Regions from separate parts of the Homo sapiens genome. Here region 1 is linked to region 2. A link is an interaction called in ENCODE POLR2A ChIA-PET data of the cell type or tissue named here. Cell type or tissue: A673. All regions are shown on one strand. Each heading gives the region's core, and the rest is flanking DNA. Links, peaks and the distances in the headings are about the cores only.

What was found. ChIA-PET counts read pairs that join two places held together with the same protein. Peaks named below come from ENCODE experiments on the same cell type or tissue, not always from the same donor. Only the 100,000 strongest peaks of a DNase experiment are listed, where the experiment ranks them.
Region 1: POLR2A ChIA-PET joins it to region 2 with 11 read pairs; 5 of 35 experiments call an interaction of 5 or more read pairs at or near these places.

Annotation. Positions count from the first base shown.
Region 1 is chr2:54,875,858-54,878,773 of GRCh38, reverse strand. The region is part of intron 16 of EML6 (EMAP like 6); the gene reads right to left. Among named protein-coding and RNA genes, the nearest start is that of EML6-AS1, 130 kb to the right of the region's middle. In A673, for the core only: no CTCF peak of the experiment used is centred there; no DNase peak of the experiment used is centred there.
Region 2 is chr2:55,221,907-55,224,822 of GRCh38, reverse strand. It overlaps CLHC1 (clathrin heavy chain linker domain containing 1), which reads left to right. Exons shown (of 13, transcript NM_152385.4): 3 at 2,330-2,588. The coding sequence starts at 2,412. It also overlaps the pseudogene CDPF1P1. Among named protein-coding and RNA genes, the nearest start is that of CLHC1, 8.9 kb to the left of the region's middle. RefSeq lists a silencer at 1,045-1,424. In A673, for the core only: no CTCF peak of the experiment used is centred there; DNase peaks (open chromatin) are centred at 1,080 and 1,362; H3K4me3 peaks cover 880 bases; H3K27ac peaks cover 613 bases.

The sequences.
Region 1 (2,916 bases), core at 324-2,823, 350 kb after region 2:
AATATTACTTATAATTGTTTAGAAAAGTGGCAAGAATAGATTACTGTAAATCCCTATGTATAACTGCTTATTGTCTAGTTTTCACATCGCTTGTCTGCTTTACATTTCCAGGACAATTTATTTCTCTAAGAGAATAATAATTATCCATGATTACTATAATTTGGACATTTAGGTTATTTTCCCAAAAATTGTTTTAAAAATATACTGAATGCACAATTAAATTTCAAATAAAAACACTTAATTTGCTTTTTCCCTTCAAGACAAAAGAAGAGGTATAGTCAAAAAGCCTTTCCTTTGCTGCCTTCCTGCAAGGCTAGATTCAACACAGAACCATCTCTGGGTCAGCAGTCTCCCTTCCACTAGCTGTGCGGTTGCTAGGAGACGAGTGATCAAGCTCATCCTGCATCAGTATATCAGGGCTCTTCTCTGACTACCAAGGGCCAGCCATGAGGGTAAATAAAGCAACACAGGTCTGTGATAAATTGCCTCTTCCAGTTCTGCCAGTCCACTCGGAGGTCCCAACCGGTATTTTCAAAGGCAGACCTGCAGTATACCCCAAATTAGGGTTGCCAGATAAAATATAGAAAACCTTGTTAAACTGGCATTTCAGGTAAGCAGTAACTAATTTCTTAGTACAAGTATGTCCCATGCAATATTTATATGTATATTACATATTTATCCTTATTTTGCATGGAATACACTTATGACAAAAATTATTTACCTGAAACTCAAATTTAATTGAGCTTCCTAAAATTTTGTTGGCTTAATCTGGCAACCCCATCTCAATTGCTAACCAATGCCCATGCTTTGAGGGCCCTTGCTTATGCAAGAGACCCTCCTCCAACCAACTGGAAATGGTAGTCTCCTCCTTTTCTGGATGAAGGAGAGTCAGAGAAAGAAAAAGTCTGGTTTAACAAACCAAATCCTCTCCAACCCTCCATCACTACGAAGTATGAGGCAAGGATTTGAAAGTTACCTGACCCTTTCAAGCTACTAGGCTGTAGTATTAGATGAAGACGTTAACACTTTCCTTAAGGGCTAAATCATCACCAGGTGATTATTATAAACTACGTCTTTCAAAAACAACTAATGATATCCCCTTATGCTTAAATGTTACCAGGCTTTAAATTGGGCAAGGTCCCTCTTTAGCATTTAGGAGAAGGAATTGGTAATGACTTCCTATTCATTACCAACATTACTTTTTCCACATCTCTTGATATGGTCTGGTTGTTTCTATGTTGGCATGCCTCTGCACTTGATTTTATTTTTATTGGTGTTTTCTCTCTCCTTTTTTAATATCATAAGCTTTTTTTTAAGACTTTTAATAATCTTATCACATTTCCTTTGTAAGTATCACACTAATCAAGTTTTCAATGAATGTTGATGATACTGGTGACACTGATGATGAGGAAGAAGATAAAGACAGAATATGCCTGTGGATGGTATAAATTGAAATAGAATGTACTACGTTATATAGCTATAAAGATTTTGGCCAGGTGCAGTGGCCCACATCTGTAATCCCAACACTTTGGGAGGCTGAGGCAGGTGAATCCCTTGAGCCCAGGAGTTGGTGATCAGCCTGGGCAACATGAGGAAACCCACTCTCTACAAAAATACAAAAAAATTAGCTAAGCATGGTAGTGTGCATCTGTAGTCCCAGATACTTGGGAGGCTGAGTTGGGAGGATCGATTGAGCTCAGGAGGTCCAGGCTGCAGTGAGCCATGATCATGCCACTGCACTCCAGCCTGGGTGACACAGTGAGACCTTGTCTCAAAAAAAAAAAAAAATTTTTTTTTGGATGATGAGTCAAGAGTGAGTACAAAGCTACAGTTAGGAAGAGTAAGTTCTGGTGTTATATTACATATTAAGGTGACTATAGCTAATAATGTAGTGTATATTTCAAAATAGCTAGAAAAGAAGATCTTGAATGTTATCACCACAAAGAAATGATAAATGTTTGAGGTGATGGATGTGATAGCTACTCTGATTTGATCCTTACACAATATATACATGTACTGAAATGTCACATTCTACCCTGTAAACATTTGCAATTATGTGTTAATTATAAACAGATTTTTAAAGAAATTGTCCATTTCAAAAACACTGTACAAATATTCAATGTCTTGTTGCATTCATTGACTATATTTCATGTTTTCTTTTGAAATCTGTGTAGTTATGTTCTTCTTGGAATGCAAGCACAAATACATTTAAAATAATAAAGTTTTATGTCATCTGAAGAAGGCCTAAGGATAAGCTGATTTTGCCGGGGTAAGAGGTGAGCTTTTATTTTAGGAGAATTTCTGCAAGGCCCTGTCAGCTTATCCTCACTGTTATACCACCTTTCTAAACCAAAAAAAGGTATTCTGATTGTGGGTAGCAATGGAAGCAGCAGTGCAAACCCAGAGGTGCCTCAACAGCCATACCTCTTTTTTGGGATGGTGACTTCCCCGAGTTCTGCGGGTGTGGGCTATTTCTGTGTATATACTACACAGTTTGGAAATAAAATTGGCTACCTTTTTACTCTTTCCCAGTTCTCACTTTCCCTGTAAGCCGTGGTCTTAGCTTTGGAAATCTACTCTCTGACCAGTTAGTTGAAGTTTTTTATTTTTAGCCATGTTTTTAGTCTCTTAGGTAATGTCCTTTCCCATCTTTGCAGTCACAGCATGCATTAATTATGGATGTCTGTGACATAGTCCAGAAATAATATGAAGGCATTTAATGTCAGTAGTAAAGGGTGAATTAGACAAAGTTTTATTCAGACAATTATGAGTTGGTCTCTCTATTCAGGACTCATAAAAAATGCGTAGGTTTTCTACTGAACACAATGAAATCAAGTCTTAGATGTGCCCTTATGGAAATCAGTATTATTCTACGAAGCTTTTAAAAAAATTATATGGTTGATATTTAGGCTAGAA
Region 2 (2,916 bases), core at 126-2,625:
CTGGGGGGCCTCTTTGACGGAGCTTTACTCCAAGTCTTGCTGAATTTCCTGAGGAAAAGCACTGATGTTCTCATGGACACAAGGGAGGCAGAATCTCTTGAAGTAGAATAAACTGCACTCCTTTCCAGTCTTCCTTTCTCAGCTTCTCCTGGACCGCCAGCTCCTCCATGCGCCTCAGACACTCCCAACGCCGCACTGCGGGGGTTCCTCCCGCCCTGGCCCATCTCATCCCCCTTGGCTGTTGATACAGCTCCCCTGTGTGCATGTCGCCCTGTGGCAGATGCTCAGGGACTTCTCAGACTCCAGGATCACTCCGAGTACACTGGCCACACAGCCTGCTGCACAAACTGCAGCGCCAGCTAAGGACCAGGAATCTGACATTGTCGGAGGTGAAGGGATCCTTTGTGACATAGCTTTCCTCCAGGAGGACCATCCACTGGGTGTCGGGGGAGCTTCTGCCCCAAGTAGCAGGAGGGAGCTGTCAAGGCGTGGAGTTCACACTCAAACACTCCCAGAGGACGGCACTCTGCATGGGACGCCATCCAGCTCCTTTGACTGTGGAATCAAGTACATTATCAGCTGGCCCCTGGCTCCTGGCTGTGACCTCCCTTCGCTTGAACTGAGCCTTGTGTGTAAGGGCGTATCAAGTTGTATGGGCTTCGCCGCTGGGTGACCCCAAATGCAACTCCAGGAAGCATGGGTTACCAATGACTTTAAGGTTAACGATCAGCTGGGCGCGGTGGCTGACGCCTGTAATCCCAGCACTTTGGGAGGTCGAGGCGAATGGATCACGAGGTCAGGAGTTCAAGACCAGCCTGGCCAACATGGTGAAACCCCCATCTCTACTAAAAATACAAAAATTAGCCGGGCGTGGTGGCGGGCGCCTGTAGTCCCAGCTACTCAAGAGGCTGAGGCAGGAGAATCGCGTGAACTCGGGAGGCGGAGCTTGCAGTGAGCTGAGATCTCGCCGCTGCACTCCAGCCTGGGCGGCAGAGCGAGACTCCGTCTCAAAAAAAAAAAAAAGTTACGATCCGATCGCGGGTGTGCGTGAACCTGACCCTGCTTCTCTTCTGAACACCGGGGCGTCCTAGGCCCCTGCCGAGGCTCCTGGGGGCGGTGCCTGTGAGCAGGGACCGCTGAGCGGGTCCGGGGGCGCCAGTGGTCCCCGCGAGCCTCCGCGCGCCCTCCCTCGCCCCAGAGCCGTCTGAGGTCGGGGGAACCGTCCCCCGAGGCCGACACGCCGCTCCTCCATCCGGTCCCCAAAGCCGAGAGCGGTCGCGCCGACCCTTGGCGCTCGGAGCACAGCAGGCCACGCCGGCGCGGAACTCAGTCCCGGCGAGCGGGAGGTGCCCTGAGGCTGCGCGGGGCCGGCCCACAGCGCGCTCGCCCCCGCCAGGCCGCCGCCGCCCATGATTCTTTACTGAAAGCGGCATAATGCGGCTGCTTGAAAGCTATACTCTGAAAAATACTGTTACTTTTGACATCATTGAGGGATGGATTTTAGCAGAAGTCCGGACCTCTTTTTGCTTGGTACTTTAATATTAAAGATGAGAATTAAAATAAAGTTTATTATAAAAATAAATACATTATTTATTGCTATTGTGTGCTGGGTGAAGCTAGGCCAGATAAGCGCCGGGGTCGTAAAATAGTTGACCTTGTTTGTGTCAAGAGGCTTACAAATTAGTTTTCCCACATGACACAAATAAATATAAAATACCAAACCTTCTATTAGAAAGTGTGAATTATACATAAGAAACCATCGATTATATGATACATGTGAGAGGAGTTGTGCATAGTTAGCAAGAGAAGAGCTCTTCATTGACTGGTGTTTGGTATTTCTGTCCCAGAGCAGCAGCATATGGCAGTGGAATAGCATAGACTTTTTTTTTTTTTTTTTTTTTTTTGAGACAGTTTCGCTCTTGTTGCCCAGGCTGGAGTGCAATGGCGCGATCTCGGCTCACCGCAACTCCGCCTCCGGGGTTCAAGCGATCCTCCTGCCTCAGCCTCCCGAGTAGCTGGGATTACAGGCATGCGCCACCACGCCTGGCTAATTTTGTCTTTTTTAGTAGAGACGGGGTTTCTCCATGTTGGTCAGGCTGGTCTCGAACTCCCGGACCTCAGATGATCCACCTGCCTCGGCCTCCCAAAGAGCTGGGATTACAGGCATGAGCCACCACGCTTGGCAGCATAGACCTTTTAATACATAGGTTGAAGTATTTATCACAGAGACAGATAGGAAATTTTTTTCTAAAAAAAATACATTTTTAGATCAATATTTGACTTAAGTTAAAAAATTATTATATTAATTGATGCTCTTTTTTTCTTTCAGGCTTATCAAAGTTTTGGCTTTGTTGCAAGAGCAGGTCAAGATTTAGCTGTTCTTCAGTGAACAAGTGTGCAGATTGTCAAATATGTCAGTTCATCAAATAAGAAAACATGCAGTTCTCCCACCTATCATTTGTAGAAGTGACAAGGAATTTTTGGAAAGTGTGCAAAGATACATAATTACAGAAACTGAAAGACTGGGCTGTAGTGAGGAAGGACCTGCTGATGAATATTACATCATATACCGAAATGTTTTTGATAAGGTATCATAAAGCTTTTAAGACAATTAAGTTTTCATGAGGATAGCAATGATCTATGTTGACAACCAATATTCCTGCCTTAGTAACACCACTGTTTGAATGATAACATTCCATTTGCTGATTTTGAGAAGTTCATCCAATTTCTCAGAAAGGCATGAATGGGAAAAATGCAATTCTGGATTTGTATTTCCTGACTGTGAATGAGTGTTTCAGTTATTTTAGCTTGAGAGCAGATTATAAGTTTCCTTTATATATTTTTTAAAGAGAGAGTCTCACTGTATCACCCAGGCTGGAGTGCAGTGGCACACTCATATCTCACTGCAGCCTCAAA